2 separate regions of the Mus musculus genome follow, and region 2 is linked to region 1. A link is a loop called in an ENCODE intact Hi-C map of the cell type or tissue named here. Cell type or tissue: left cerebral cortex. All regions are shown on one strand.

Region 1 (8,000 bases):
AGGTGAAAGGAAGATCAAGGAGATTATAAAGGGGAAGAGACAGCAGGCAGTTCAAAGATAAAAGGATTCTCCAATAATGAGGAAATATGTGACCAGAATAAGATGCAAGTAAGAAGGGGAATAAAGCTAACAAAAGCTTTTCAAATATAGAAGCTGGGCGTGACAGTGCTGCCTTTAATTCCAGCATTCAAAGAGGCAGGCGGGCAGATCTCGGGGTTGAAGGCCAGGGAGTAGGTCTACATAGTGACGCGTTCCACGATAGCAAGGATGTATAAAGAACCCTAATCTCAAAAAAACAAAACAAAACAAAACCCCACACAACCCAAAAACGAATAAATAAAAATTGCAAAGATGAACGCATCGCGCGGTGTTAGATGGTCAGCGTGTACTATTTCAGAGGGCCTGAGCTAAGTTCTCAGGACCCATACTGTGGCTCACAGCCACCTCTTAAGATGTGAAAACTTGAGTGAATGGTGGTGGCTCACGAATTTAATCCCAACACTCTGAGGCAGAGTCAGGTGGATCCCCCAAGTTCAAAGCCAGCCTGATTTACAGAACTAGTTCTAAGACAGTAAGGGATACTCAGAGAAAACCTGTCTCAAACGGACAAAAATATACGACACCCCAGTTTTTTTTTAAAATCACCTGTATGCGTCACTCCAAGGACCCCTTCAGTAACTTACACAAACACATACAAATACACGTGATTAAAAACAACAACAACAACACTATGAAAGGGTTGTTTGACCTCCAGAGGGGTCACAACCCAAAGGTTGAGAACTGCTGCTGCTCTGGAGGTCAGGATTCCATTTAAATAGCATGTTTCTCCCTAGCTGTCTTTCTTAGTCTATTGCTGTGGTGAAGAGAAACCAACCTCAAGGCAACTCATTAAAGCGTTTAACTTGGAGCTTGTTTACAGTTTCAGAGGCTTAGTCCTTGTCATGGCAAGAAGCATGCCAGCAGGGGCAGAAGGGCAGTAAGTCCTGATGCACAGGCAGAAAGAGTCAGACTTCCCCCCTAGTGACACACTCTCTCCAACAAGGCCACTCCCACTCCAATAGGGCCACACTCCTAATACTTCTTTCAGACAGTTCCACTTCCTGGTGACTAAGCATATTAGGCTCAGATATATCAGCCTATAGAGGCCATTCTCATTCAAACTACCAAACTAATGCATTCATTAAAATAATCTGCTTTGCCAGCCATGATGGCAGATACTTTTGATCCCAGATCTTGGGATGCAGAGGAGAGTAGATCTGTGAGCTTGAGGTCAGCTAACTGGGGCTACAGAGTAAAAAGAAAAAAGAGAAAACTTTGATTTAAAAATCTCCCCTGTCAGTGTAAACTCCATGCACACGCAGTTCCTCTGTGCCCTGGTTTAGGGACCACAGTGTCATACTGGGTTCTAGGCGCTCTTGAACAGGAACTTTTGAGTGTTTTAGCAAATCACATTCATTTAAGATATGGCTCATAAAAGGTAATGGGGAGTGATTGCTGCACTGCAAGGAGAGCCTTAGACAGTGGAGACTTTCAGGAGTGCTAACTTTACTTTTAAAGTTATTTTCTGGTACATCTCAATGCAGAAGAAAGTCGCAGTGGTGTGGAGCTGCTGATAAGAACAGAACAGCTTGTCAGTGTGGTAATGGAAACGATGAAAAGTTCTATCCACTAAACGTGTGGGTTAAAGACAGACTAAATATTATCTGGCCTACACCACACAAGCATTCCATAATGGGAATTGAAATGGAAATGGGTTCAACTGTGCTTAAGTTTGCTCTGTACTTACTAAATGTTCAGATGTTTCTAAAGAGAGCACATAGTTTCTCTTCAAAGTATTTTGTTCTACAGAAAAGAAACTGCACAGAAAAAAACCCTATATTATTTGAGTAAGTGTTATTTGTATAGCACCACGCAGGTCTTACTCAAAATTAATAAAGTCAAAGTGACTGGCTACATGCCAGCACTGTTCTGTTGTTTTTAGATGCTGTGGAGCTATGGTGCTCCACAACTGCAGTTCCCGCTTACGGGGTCATTGGTGTTGTACAGATCCTACAGACACCATAGTATCTCTAGAGATGCGCCTTTTGTTGTAACAACAGTAAGCGTATGCTGATGTGTGCCTTGGTTTCTAGGTCTCATGCTGTTGCATGTGTCAATCAGTTCATCATCAGTCGGACCCAGGCGCTCATGCTGCACATCGATTCCTTCATTGAGGTAAGACTGCCCCAGGCTTGGACTAGTGCTGATGGGATTCAAATTGGATACAATGTTACTAGGTTTTCCTAGCTGAAAATAAAAGCATTCTTTATGTGCTAGAACATTGGAAATGTGATCCAGATATGGGTTATGGAGTGAATATATGTGGTTCTGCCTCCTAGTTTGACTGTTTAGAAGTCTTCTTCAATATACCATTCAGTTTGTACATGCACGATTTTCCTAGACCATGAGTAACCTTTGAAGCAAGCAAACACAAAATACTTAGTAAGATTGGATGAAGTTGGCCTGTAACAATCCAAAGGTACATACTAAAAGAACAGCTACATAATGTTGACCTGACTGTTAACTGCATTACATGGTAGTCTTAAATGGCCTCAGTATACAGGCCAGACCATTTAGGAATAACTTTCTGTTTTTCTATTGATTTACATTATAAATATAGAGGACTCAAGAAAACTATTAGCTCTTAAATACTAAATAATGTCTTAGTGGCATAACTGCAGAAGAATAAGGTCATGCTCATGGGGGCTCACAGACTAAACCACCAACCAGAGAGCATTCAGGGGCTGGACCTAGGCCCTTACATACTGGTAGCAGATGTTCAGGTTGGTCTTTATGTGGGTCCCCTAACAATTGGAAGTGGAGTGGCTGTCTCTGACTCTGTTGCCAGCCATTGGATCCCCTTCCCCTAGTTGGACTGAGTCAGGCCTCAGTGGGAGAAGATCATGCTGCCACTTTGATGTCCCTGGGGGCAGGCGGGTACCCAAGGAGGGGATTCCCTTTCTCTGAGGAGAAGGGGAGTGGGTAATGGTGGAGGGATTTGTGAGGGCAGGATGGGGGGGGGGTGCTGCTGCTACGGGGATGAATAATATGATAGATTAGTGAAAGAGACTAAGATCTGGCCATGGGGGCTGGAGAGATGCTCAGTGGTTAAGAGCACTGCCTGCTCTTCCAGAGGTTCTGAGTTCAATCCCAGCAACCACGTGGCGGCTCACAACCATCTGTAATGAGATCTGACGCCCTCTTCTGGTGTGTCTGAAGACAGCTACAGTATACTTATTTATAATAATAAATAGATCCTTGGGCCAGAGCAAGCAGGGTTGACTGGAGCAAGCAGAGCCAACCAGAGTGAGCAGAAGTCCTAAATAAAATCCCCAACAATCACATGAAGGATCTCAACCATCTGCACAGCTACAGTGCACTCACATGCATAAAATAAATAAATAAATCTATTTTAAAAAATAATAATCTGGCCACAGTCCATAAGCAGAGCAGTTTCTTTTCAGAACCTCTTCCTGATTGCAGCAAGCAGAAAAGCTGAAATTCTAAGAAGGGATGGAGTCATTTTAATTTTCTCAACAGCTTCTTTCTGAATTCTCTCTGTGGACCAGGCTGGCCTCTTACTTCCCGGATCTGCCTGCCTCCACCTGTCCACCCCGCCCCACCCAGCCCAGCGTGTTTAAGGATTTGTAAGAAGTGGTGTGTGCATGAGTCCTGGGACAGTTGTCAGTTCACTCCTGCCTTGCTGAGACTGAATTTCCTGTTTCTGCTACTGTGCTATAGACTGCAGACTGTCAGGCCTCCCTCCGGGCTTCCTGGCCGCCTTCTCTGTCTACAGCCCAGCTCACTGTAGGTGTTGCTGGCATTGCAAACGAGTGTCACTACATCAGGTTGTTTTGTTTTGTTTTCCCCTTTTGAAAAAACAAAACAACAGCTGAATGCTAGGGGCAAATCTCAGGTTGTTAGACTTTGGACACAGCGTACATGCTCACTCTGAGCGGACTCTCTCTCGCTTTAGTGTCTATCTTAGAGTGGCCTTGAACTCTTGATCTCTCAGGACAACCAGAGGGCACCAGCTTCTGTGCCCATCCTAAAGGTGGCTTGGTCTTAGTAAAAACTTGTTATAGTCAAAAATTATCAGTGTGGACCTAAGATTCCATGCAGGCTAGTTTCAATTCCTTTACCAGCTGGCACATTTTTAACCCCTGCTAATTATTAATCTATGAAATGAATAATATTAGTATCTTGGGCTGTGACAATTGGATATACTATTCTGTGTAATGCTCCCACTTATTAACCTTCTAGAGGAGTTTATAAGCATTAGCACAGGAGTGGTGACTGTTCACTTTCCTCTCTACTAGTAGGTAGGTAGTTGACTTGGTGAATAGCAACGATCTAGGCTTGGGTTGTTCTCCGGCTCCCTCTGCTGCTCCAATAGGGAAGTGAGCACTTACACCCAGAGGATGATGCAGTGCCATTAGTTTGTTAATTAGCTTGTGGGTGGGTCTTTGAAACAGGATCTAGCTTAGGCTGTCCAGGAACTTCTGCCTCAGCTTTCAGACAGCTAGGACTGCACATACAGCAATCCAAAAAAAAAAATTTTTTTTTTAAATTACATACAGCTGAGCAGCTGGGAAGATGGCTCAGTCTGTAATATGACTTTAGCTCAGATTGATTTCTAGCACTCAACATAAACAGCCAAGCATGGCATTGTGTGCCTATAACGCCAGCACTGGGGTGGGGTAAAGGAGGAGAGATCCCTTCAGCTTGATAACCAACAAATGTCAAGAAGAATTGTGAGGCTTCAGGTTTAGTGAGTGAGCTCACCTAATTAAAATGGTGGTGGTGGTGGTGGTGGTGGTGGTATAGCAGTATAATAGACTGGCTGTGGGATACCTCTGGTCTCCACGTGCACACACTCCTCTCACACACATGTACTTACTTACCTGCATCACTTACATGCCTATACCCTGCACACAAAGCCTGGCTGTCATTAAGAGTGGTGTTTTAGGCCTGGAGAGATGGCTTAATGAGGAAGTACCACTCATCTAGAGAACCTGAGTTCATTCCCAGCACCCACATCAGATGACGCATAACCAACTCCAACTCCAAGGACTGACTTGGCCTCTGTGGGCACTCGTACTTTGTGCAACCCCCAGATGTGTATGTGCACAAAGGAGTTCCAGATTAGCCACAGTGCACAAAGAGACTTTTTCCCACAAAATCAAAAAGGAGAAAATAGAAATTATGGTCTAACTAGGAGGGAACCTGTGTTTCGTGTACAACAGAACCTCTTTGCACTGGCTGGCGACGAGGAAGCAGAGGTGCGGAAGAACGTGTGCCGGGCGCTTGTGATGTTGCTTGAAGTCCGGATGGATCGCCTGCTTCCTCATATGCACAACATAGTCGAGGTAACCAAAGCATCCCCTTTGAGGGAAGACACATGAAATAGATATGGCTGTTTTTAAATTGTAAATCCTCTTGGTCAGTTTTGTTTTTGTTTTGTTTTGTTTTGTGAGATTTAAGTTATTATTAGAGGGGTTTTTTTTTTGTTTTGGTTTGTTTTTTGTTTGTTTTTTTTTTTGGTTTTTTTTTTTTTGGTTTTTCAACACAGGGTTTCTCTTTGTAGCCCTGGCTGTTCTGGAACTCACTCTGTAGACCAGAGTGGCCTCAAACTCAGAAATCCGCCTGCCTCTGCCTCCCAAGTGCTGGAATTAAAGGCGTGCGCCACCACTGCCCGGTGGAGGAATTATTTAAACATAGAGACTAGGTTTTGCTCATCATGACTAGGAAATTCTCATTAAAAATAGTATGCCGAGTTATAGGTATTTGGGGGATATTGGGTGATGTATTCTTGGATTGTTATAAAATAAAATTAAAAATTGAATCTGTCAGTTTGTAGTTTCATTATCAATATGATTCGCCTAATTTTGTGACTTAGCAGAAGGTTGAGGTTTCTAAGAAGGACATTGGCAAGGTGGTGGGGGAGCAGGGCATCCTGCATCCCAGCACTAGAAAGGCAGAGGCAGGCCAGCCCGGTGTATAGAGCGAGGTCCAGGGCTGCAGGGACTGCACAGAGAGACCCTAGCTTGGTTCAACAACCCAAGTAGATGTTAAAGGTTTTTCCATTCTTGTGTAGTTGAAGTCAGGTCACTAGGAAACATATCAGTTGCACTTGTTTAAGTGAAGACTCTAGAAGATAGAGAAGGGAAGCAGTTATTTAGGCTCCATGTAGTACCACTAGAGTCAAGCTCTACCATCTGATTTCATAGTGCAGAATAGAGTCCTACTTGTTTATTATATGGCTTTCCAAGTGCTTTAAGCAGTGTATTATTAGCCTCACTTGTGTGCTGTGTGATGAGAGTGGGTCTCTTAGAAATGGAGTTACAGCATGGTAGACTCTGCAGAACCCGGGGTGTTCGGTGGTTAGCAGTTGAGGGCTCCATCCCCAGCGTTCAGTCTCACAGCTGCTTGTTTGAAGCTAATTAGAAACTTTAACATTTTATCACTTGGTGTAGGCCACGCCTAGGCATCCTGATTTTATAATATATGTAACACTTTATGAGCAGTACACACATAGTATTTGACAAGTAGTAGAGCGGGCCTGTGACTGTTTCCATACTTGCCATGCAGTGTGTTTCAGTCCAAAAGAGAGAGTGTACTAAAAATACATCAATTGACTTTGATTCTAGTCCCAGAGATAATGGGAAATTTCGGAAGTGAATTCAGCTTGGTATATTCAGACGTCATGATAAAACACCTTGTTGAAACTACAAATTGTACTTAAGAAATGTTAGAACTAGGAGTAGTGGTGCATACCTGTAGCTCCAGCACTTTGGAGACAGAAGGAGGATCTTAAGTGTGAAACCAGATGGGTTACATGGTGAACTCTGGCCAACCTGGGATTCATGCCGAGACCCTGTCTGCAGAAGACAAAAACAGAAGGGGGGGGTGGGGTAGGTGGGTGGAATCGGATGCCTTTCCAAATTAAACTGATTTACTTATATATCACTTTAAAATACAGAAAAAAAGTCTGTCTACAAGATACAACTTGTTATTTATAAATTATTTTAAGGAAGATATGTGGAGTTATTTTTTATTTTCTCTGATTAACATTGACATGTCAGAAAATACAGCAGTTTGTTTTTATACCCCTGCACAAAAGTAGATCAATGATGCATACAATAAAACTTCATTGTTAAGCAGTAGCTCTTACATTTTAACCTTGTTGTAGAGGCAGATAGGGAGCTTTAAAAGAGAGAGAAAGCAGCACAGGTTGGAAGTCATGGTTTTCAGTATAAGGTGGCAGGACTACGTTATTATTCACTGTCCAGATGAAGCTGATGAACAGTATGGATTCTCTTCACAGTACATGCTGCAGAGAACCCAAGACCAAGATGAGAATGTAGCTCTGGAGGCCTGTGAATTCTGGCTGACTTTGGCTGAACAGCCAATATGCAAAGATGTACTTGTAAGGCATCTACCAAAGTAAGTGTCCTGCACAGAGTGCTGCTTGCCCTCAGCACACTCAGACTCTCAGCGTGCATCCTCACACCGTAGAGAGGTTTCTAAAGCAGCTGCTTCATTATCACTGTCAGTAGACTTTCAGGGTTTCCTGTGGGGGCTGATGCACAGGTGCCAGAACAGGTGTGGGGGGCTCAGGACACTGTGTCCTGAGCCCTAGCTAGACAGAGAAGCATAATTGCAATGTTTAGTTACTCTTGGTCTTCCATTTTGGAACGTTTTTGAGCATTGAGACTGGCTGGCCCAAGTTTCTTAAACTTATCCTGATTGTATTCCTTGAGTTATTAGGCGAGGGGGGAGGGGGGAGGGGTCAGTGATGTAGCACCGGACATGCTGAAAGACTATATTGCTTCTTGGCTTAATTAGTATATAATATAGATAAGGTTGTTAAAGACAACGTAAAACTATCAGTATTTAGATCTATGTTTCATGAATTCTTTCTAGGTTGATTCCTGTGTTAGTGAATGGCATGAAGTACT
Region 2 (8,000 bases), 280 kb before region 1:
GGAATCCAAACAGACCAAGGTGTTTGTTTCTAGAATGTTCCCAGAACGTGGACAACTGACTGTGGGCTAGGTACTCACTCAGGAGACCTGGGAGAGGGGACAGAATTCCTTGATCCTAAACAATGATTTAGGGCAGATACCTGTGTATGGTAGGTAAGGTTTGTGTGGGTTATATTTCTAGGTCATGCTCTCAATGCGTTGTAGGATTCTGGAGGGCTGGGATGGCAATATGTCTAGCGTATATGTGCAGAAGAACCTCTCTTCATCAGCCTCCACTTAGCTGTTTCTCTAAGCTTATTTTTTCTCCCTATAAAACTAATCACCCAGTGTCCACAGAAAGAGAAACGCCCCAGCCAGTCCCCTTCCTGATGTCCCTACTCATCACTACTGGTTTGAGTTGTCAGCTTGCCAAGGATCAGCCTGGGTTGTAACTATGCCCGGTTATACTGGTAGTGCTTTTATTATAATAATTGTGTGGCTAATTAATTAATGCAAAGCATTGATAGAAAAAAATAATAGTTTCTATGGAAACCAATTTGAGTGCTTTGAAAAGACTCATTAAATTGAATTGAATACATATAGAAAAGCTTCACTATAAATGTCTAAGAGACAGCTCTGAGAGTAATGAAGGATACATACGCAGTATATCACATACACACACGTACTCTGTACTCTGCTTTCTTGAAAACCGTTTAAGTTATTGATTCACTTGAAAAAAAAAAAACGAATCATGAACGCCTCACTTTCTACCAATAGGATTTATTATAGAATGTTAATCTGCCAACCTAGAAACAATGCAAAGGTTTCAGCCTTCATGAAAGAACAGTATGTGAATTATATTACATGTACTTTATTTGAATTTATGTGTTTACATATTAATTTGCAGGTATATTGCTGTGCTTTGGATATGACATGTCTCCCATAGGTTCAGTTGTTGAATATTTAGCTCCCAGCTGCTAGTGTTGTCTGGGAGGTCATGGACCAAGGGCTGTGGTCTGGCTAGCAAGGGTGTGTTGCTAGGAGGAGGCCTTGCAAGTCATACCTGCTTCTGGTTCCCACTGCCAAAGAGCTTCTAGGTCCACACTGTGTCTCATGCTTCCACTGCTAGAGATGAGCTGTTTCAGCCAGCATGCCTTCTCCACCATGACAGACAGTCTCCTCTGAAACTGTGAGCTGAAATAAACCTCTCCTGTCTGGAGACACGTGTGTCAAGTATTTGGTCATAACAATGAGAAAAAGTAACTAATTCATATAGACACAGCTCAATGGGTTTTGCTGTTGTTGTTATTGTTATTCTCTTCAATAGCCACAAACCATCACTACAGGCAGATTCATTAGGCAGACTTCTACAGTAATTTTAATCTTAGTCATTGCTGGTATCTAACAGAACATCCTTGTTCTTTGGCAGCCTCAAAGGAAGTATATAAGGCAAACACCAAACAGCAACACCTTAACCATCTTCGCAACCCAACACTCCTTAAGAACTGAGGTGCTGCCGATAACAGTAAACTGCTGTGTGGATGGGGCTGGGGGTCTAGTGATAGCTAGCTTTGGATTCCTTTTTAGAAATGTTTACCATTGCCTGGTGTAGTGGCACATGCCCTTAGTTCCAGCACTTGGGAGGCAGAGATAGGTAGGTTTCTGTGAGTTCAAGGCCAGCCTGGTCTATAGCTTGAGGTCCAGAACAGCCAGAGCTACATAAAGAGACCCTGTCTCAAAAACCAGCATCAACAACAGAAGAGCTGCTTGCCCATCCCAGGAGAGAAGGAAAGTTACCTACATAGATGAAGCTGTCTTCATGCCTTTGCTGTTTGTAAGGCAGGATACAGGGATTTTTGTCAGGGCCAGCAGCCAGCCAACCCGGGACTGAGGGGTCTCTCTGCTTCTCTCCCTGTGGCTATCTAGTGTCCCCAAGAGTCATTCCAACCCTCCATCCCCCTGGAGTCTTTCTGCCTCTGTTACCCAGCCTGAGTCCACAGCTTCCAGAGATCAGTTTCCCACCTTCTCAGAACACGTCTCCTGAGAAGGCACAGGAAGGCTCATTTCTCCTGAAGCGTGGTTTTGGGGTTTTTTTTTTGGGGGGGGGTTGTTTTTCTTGTCATAAAGCAAGTTTCTAGTTTCCAACATTTTTAACTCAGAGCCCTGCTCAGCCACTCCTGTAACCTCAAGAAAATCCTTGCCAGGTAGTTTTCTTATGGGCAAATGAGACTTCCAAGGTCCTCAAAGGCTTTGAAGTTGGAGGATTGGCCCAAGGAGAACTAGCTTTGGTGTATTGTACAGAGCCACCCTAATGACAGCCTGTTGGGTTCTACACGCAGTTTCAGGGGTCCCTGGAAGGTGAAATCTGTGGGGTGTCACTAGAAAAAGATGCCGATCTTGATCTCTGATTTCCTCGATCCTAGTCACTCACATGTGCACCTGTTCTTCACATATACATGGAACTCTGATGGTGGCTGAGGTGGGGGAAGGAAATGGCTAGCACATTTGAGGCAATCTTGAATCCAGGTCATTTCCCTCAGCTGACTTATGCAGGGCCGAGCACAGGCCGCTATGTAACATACACGGTTAGATTCATACAGGAAACGGCACAGCTTCCAAATCACGCACTCGAGATCTTGACTGCATTTCTGTTGGTTTGTGTCTGGCTGACCTTAGGAAGGTCTTAACATTTCTGATTTTCCATGTTTTCCATTAAATAAGTACAGCGTCTCTTATCCCATGTAGCTCCGTTAGAACAGCGCTTGCGTAGTAGCTCTCTTGAAGCCCCGGGATTCAATCACCAGTGAGTGAAGCATAAAACTGGTCAGAGCAGTGAGTATCTATAATCCCAGCATTCAGTGGGGGGAAGATTAGAGGATTGGACGCTCAAGGTCACTCTCAGCTACACAGTGAGCTTGAAGCCAGCCTGGGTAACACGAAAATCTCTCCGGAAAAATAAAAGCTGGGGAGTGGGGAGAGGAAGGAAGGAGGGTGAGAATGAAGGTCCTTCAGAGTTCTTTAACGGTGAACAGTTTGTGTTGGACTAACACAGTAGCACTTTGTGGAGAGCTGCTGAGGTTCAGGAATCCAGCATGGGGGCTTCCCAAGCTACACCTGTCACCAAAACTGGCAGGAGCCAGATTGCCCTGCCTGTCCTAGACCTTCAGCGTAACCCCGCATGGTTCCCGTGGCTCCCGCTGCTGCTCTGATCCTTCTTAGGTCCCGCAAATCAAACGGGGACACCTACTGGTGCCCTCTCTCATGCCTGCAACTTCCTCGCTGGCTCTGGGAACGCTTTTTCTCCACGCTGCTTGAAGCATCAGCTTTGAGGACTCTCTCCACCCTAGGGTAAAGCAGCCTTTACGCTCGGTTCTGAAAACAGACCGGTGTGGCTTCCTCTGTACTCAGCTTTCCCTGTAGGCTCGCCGTCCCATCCTTCCAGCCCCAAGCCGCAGCCTCCCTCTGCTCTAGACCTTATAGACAACCTTTGGGCCACCTGCTGAGTTCTCACTTCTGGTGTGAGTCAAGTTCCTGTTACCGGCTGAGTCATCCTCTGGGCATCTTGTTTTGGCTCAGATTCCCAGCGGTGTCTGAGGTCCAGACCTGTGGTCTCAGCCTTGGCTGCACATTTGAATAAAGGGGAGAACTGATCAAATTGATCTTGAGCAAGTCCGGGGTGAGCATTTTTAACAGCCCCTCGATTCACTTCGCACGGGAACTGTCTCCTGAAATCCCGGCAAGGTTTTGCCTCCAACACCAAAAACAGTAAGCACAGAGTAAAAACTGAAAATGTAATCTCAAACAAGAATGGAAGAGGGTGATATATTCCTTACCTCTCATAACTGTCCGCAAATATTAACTTCTGAATTGACAATTTTGCAAACAGGGGCTGCAAATAAGCCCTTTCAGCCTTTTCGACTTTCAGATTTGAAAGTCATTTGAATCCTCACAAGGTCATTGTCATCTATTAAGATCAAATTTAAAGAGAAATGAGAGAGGGTGGGGTACTTGCTGCTCTTCCAGAGGTAAGTTATGTTTCCAGCTCCCATGTTCTATAACTTCTGTCTATAACTCTGGCTCCAGGGACTTGATTCCCCTTTCTGGCCTTTTCAGATCTCCCCCCCCCCTCTCACACACACACACTCTCTCTCTCTCACACACACACACTCTATCTCTCACACACACACTCTCTCTCACACACACTCTCCCTCTTGCTCTTTCTCTCTCTCTCTCTCTCTCTCTCTCTCTCTCTCTCTCTCTCTCTCTCACACACACACACACACACACACACACACACACAGAGGGGGGGGGGTGGGAATGAAGGAATTAGGGCCTCTTGAAGGATGTGACTCCTGGTTTGGTTATTCAGTCTTTCTGAGACGATGGGGTAAATATCAATTTTTAAATTCTGCCTATTTCAAGTGTTTGGTTCACTCGGTGATGTGAACTATCCGATGACAAACTTAGCAGTAAAAGTGATAACAGCTGAGAAGTGTTTATCTTCCTTTCATGGCCCCACCTGTGGGGTACATAAAACGCAATAGAACAGTGGAAAAGACTGGAAAGAGCAGCTGAACATGGCTCTGTTTGTGTACCATAAACAGACCACCCAAGTTGTAAGGTTAGACAGTGGCAACCATGGGAACCACGGACACACGATGCTGCTGCTCCTCCTACAGCTTCACGAGTGAAAACCATGAGAGGTCTTACGTCAGACTGCCATCTGGAATATAAACTGGAAGTATAAAGACACTGAGAAGTGAAAACCCCCTCCCTTCCGAGAGGCACGGGCCTATCACAGTTAATGGTCAATTAATGTGGAGTCGGGAACCAACTTGGGGGATGTCTTGGGGTAGGATTCAGGAAAATCACAGGAGGAAAAGAGGCATATGGGCACAAAACTGTGCCTTTAACTGGAAACTGAGGGAGGGGCGTGTCCTTCCATGCCCTGGTGCAGTATGTATGTTATGACATCATCATCCCCCACGCCCGTTCTTTGATCTCGTTGATGGGAGGGTCACAATGCCAACAAAAGGGGGTCAGGTTTTTTTGGTCCCAAGCTTTGCAGGTAAGTGTCTTTGACTACTGTTTGCCCACTCCAACCGACAATGCACCAAGTCTGCCTCTGCCAGGGCCTGTGCCAAAAGGTCAGGCCTCGCCTTAAAGAGACTTGGCATGTGAACTTAGGGAATGGTTGAGAGCTCAGCTAAGCTTCACAGATGAATCCCATGCACTCTGGTGAGTAGAAAACAGCCTCTCTGTCTCAGCCACTCTCAGGATCTAGCAGTCTGTGTCACTGGTCTGTCCCAGGGGGGGCCTTTCCCTCTGCCTGAAATCGAGTCTCTACTCTTAGCATAACTTCTGCCTTAGCAAACTCCTTTCTCCCCGGCTATCCAGATGGACACATTGTTACGTCACACGTCCACTACCTCTGTTCCTGGTCTATTTTATAGGCCTTATCACTATGTATAGTTATTTTATTATTTCTGCTTCCCTTCAACCAGCCTGTGTCCTCTGCCTGCTACCCCTCCAACATGCGCATGCTCTCTAAGTTCCACCAATTATCCTTACCTAGGTCCTCAGCATCACCTCGGTGCTCCTTTTCAACAAGTCTAAGCAAATGCTGAATTCATTTACCACCTTGGCTCTAAAAAGGTAACTTTTTGCTCTCTGCAAGGAAAAGGGAGGCGGGTAGAACTGAATAGCAGAAAGGGAATAAATGTGTCGGTCCATCCGGTCCATCTGTCAGTCACGGCCTCTGCGATTTCCTGCTGTGTGTCCATTAGTAAGACCCCCGCAGTACTTTCAGGATCACTGAAGGAAACTTTTCCACCTTAAGTGTGAAAGCCAGTAGCTACACAGAGGCCACTGAAGTGCAGAGGTCACCACAAACGCCTGAGAGTTAAACACGGAGTGATTTTTCTTTCCTTAGAGAGAGGGAAAACTTTGATGCGGACAGATCTAAAAAATCTCTTGATCTCTTTAAGGAGAGACAGGCTGCATCTTCTCCTCCTCTGCCATTTTATCATTTTGAATTCAAACTTGAATTCTTCCCCCGGCTTCCAATTAAACCACAGTCTGCCGGCTGTGCCCCTCCCCCTCCCACTTCTGCAGGCCGCTCTAAAGCTGAAAGACTTTGAACAGAATCTTTCTTGTCAATCCTTTTTGTTGAAGAGAATAAAGAAGGCCAGCCTTTGCTGAGAGAGGGTCTCTAGACTCCCGGTCACTCCTCCATACTCCATTCAGCTCATACTGGACCAAGGCTTTATCCACATCCCAGCCCCAGTGTGATGCTCAGGAGACAGAGGCAGCTAGCCTCTGCCCTAACCTACTCTGAAAGCCAGGACAGCCAAGAGTGTTCTTTGTGCAGCTGTGCTAAATAAGTCGCCCTTTCTCCAGTCAGCATAATCCATCCAGGAATCCAGCCTGTGCTCGAACACACTTGCCTCTCTCCTTCATCAAGCTGGCTATCTGGTGGCCTCTGTAATGTGACATACAGTGGAACAGGTTTAGAGGCCCAGGAAAGCCCCAGAGTTTACATGCTAGCCAGGAAACCTTGCTTTGATTTCCCTAAATTCCCAGGGCCAGGACATTCCCTACCCGAGAAGGAAGGCAACAGAAACAGGTTCCCACAAAGGCTTTGGTAATGAGTATGTTATGTAGAGGGGAGGAGAAAAGACCGTGTCCCCTTCGTGGCTGCCTGAAAGCCCTGCTGTGGACTCCCACTGGTCCACAAGTGTGTCAGTGAGACAGAATTGAGGCTCATGACCTCACCTTGACCTCCTCTGTGTTCATCTCTGTAACATGAACTGAGCCAGGCAACTGGCATCTTCTCCCCTCTAGAACGCGGCTCACTTCCAGTAACTTTCAAGAGCAATTAAAGGAGCTTGTTTTGTCATTTGTTTCACGTGGTTCCATACAATACCGAGTCCCACTCTGGTCTTGAGGTTCTGTTGGTTGGTTTGACAGGGGGTGGGGAGTAGTATTTGATCCTTTAAGACAAGGTGTCTCACCCTCTTCTCGGTTTAAGAGTGTCTAAGCCCATTCTTCTTCCATTTCCTTTTGGCTGGACGATCGCTGACTTCCAGATAGGTCTACCTGCAGCTCACCCTCCAGAGCTGTCCATCTCAGGATAAATGTAGATTTGGATCCCAGCTCTGCAGACCAGGAAGTCTGCTTCTTCTCCCGAGATGGGAGCATCCTGGCAGTTGACGGCACGGTGAGACTGACCAAGTATTCTAGTCCAGCTCCCTCTTGTCTTTTTATAAAACCATTAACGCTACCCTCATGACTTCTTGGATTAAGTTCCGGCGCATGACATTGGAGTGGTGCATTTTAAATTGCACATCCGTAGAGGCGCTGGGCCTGTGGTTCTGTGGTTCCGGGTGCTCTTGATCTAGAAGTCAGATCATTAGCCACCTTCCCCACATCCTCCCTTTGCTCACATATTCTTTTTATAAAGCTCTTATAAGACCTTCATTCTAGAAACTTCCAGCAGCTTTGTATCAGTTGTAGATTTTAGGAAGTGTCGGCATGGATGCCAGTGAAGATGGGCGTTGCTATAACATAATAAAGAAGAAAAGAAGAAGACTTAAAATTCATTACCTCATTTAAATAACATGAATATATATACTGTAACCAACAGAAAAGCAAATGACTGGCTGTGTTCTAGCTCCTGGGGTGGCATGTGGGGAGAGGTAGACTGAAGCAAAGGCCCTTGAGTCTTTCTCTAAGATTCATTCTGGGAAGCCTTATTTGAGCCTCCCTCACCTCACTCATTGAACCGAGAACGGGAGCTCTCCCCATCCAGTCCAAAGGAAACTCCAGTTCCCCAGACTCCAAAACGCAGTCTATATATATTTAGAAATGGGCTCAAGCTGCACTGTAGGATTTCTGGCAGCTAAAGAAAAGCCAGCATTCTTCAGGAACTTGTGAAATGAGTTCCCATCTGCCAAAAGAAGTTGCCGTGACTGTTAATTCTGGTACCTATGTTCTGAAGAGAGTGTTAAATGGATGGCCAA

The links. A loop is a pair of places that touch in the nucleus more often than their neighbours do. Peaks named below come from ENCODE experiments on the same cell type or tissue, not always from the same donor. Only the 100,000 strongest peaks of a DNase experiment are listed, where the experiment ranks them.
Region 2: a loop joins it to region 1, with 2.3 times the contacts of the local background. A loop is called at or near these places in 3 of 42 quality-filtered maps.

Annotation. Positions count from the first base shown.
Region 1 is chr13:98,864,454-98,872,453 of GRCm38, reverse strand. It overlaps Tnpo1 (transportin 1), which reads left to right. Exons shown (of 24, transcript NM_178716.3): 7 at 2,133-2,214; 8 at 5,286-5,408; 9 at 7,367-7,485; 10 at 7,966-8,000. Among named protein-coding and RNA genes, the nearest start is that of Gm34995, 52 kb to the right of the region's middle. In left cerebral cortex, CTCF peaks have their summits at 3,244 (motif pointing left) and 4,419 (motif pointing left); a DNase peak (open chromatin) is centred at 4,417.
Region 2 is chr13:99,147,959-99,155,958 of GRCm38, reverse strand. No RefSeq gene overlaps it. Among named protein-coding and RNA genes, the nearest start is that of Gm41036, 25 kb to the left of the region's middle. In left cerebral cortex, a CTCF peak has its summit at 3,235; DNase peaks (open chromatin) are centred at 4,654, 5,307, 6,080, 7,984 and 2 more places; H3K27ac peaks cover 4,146 bases.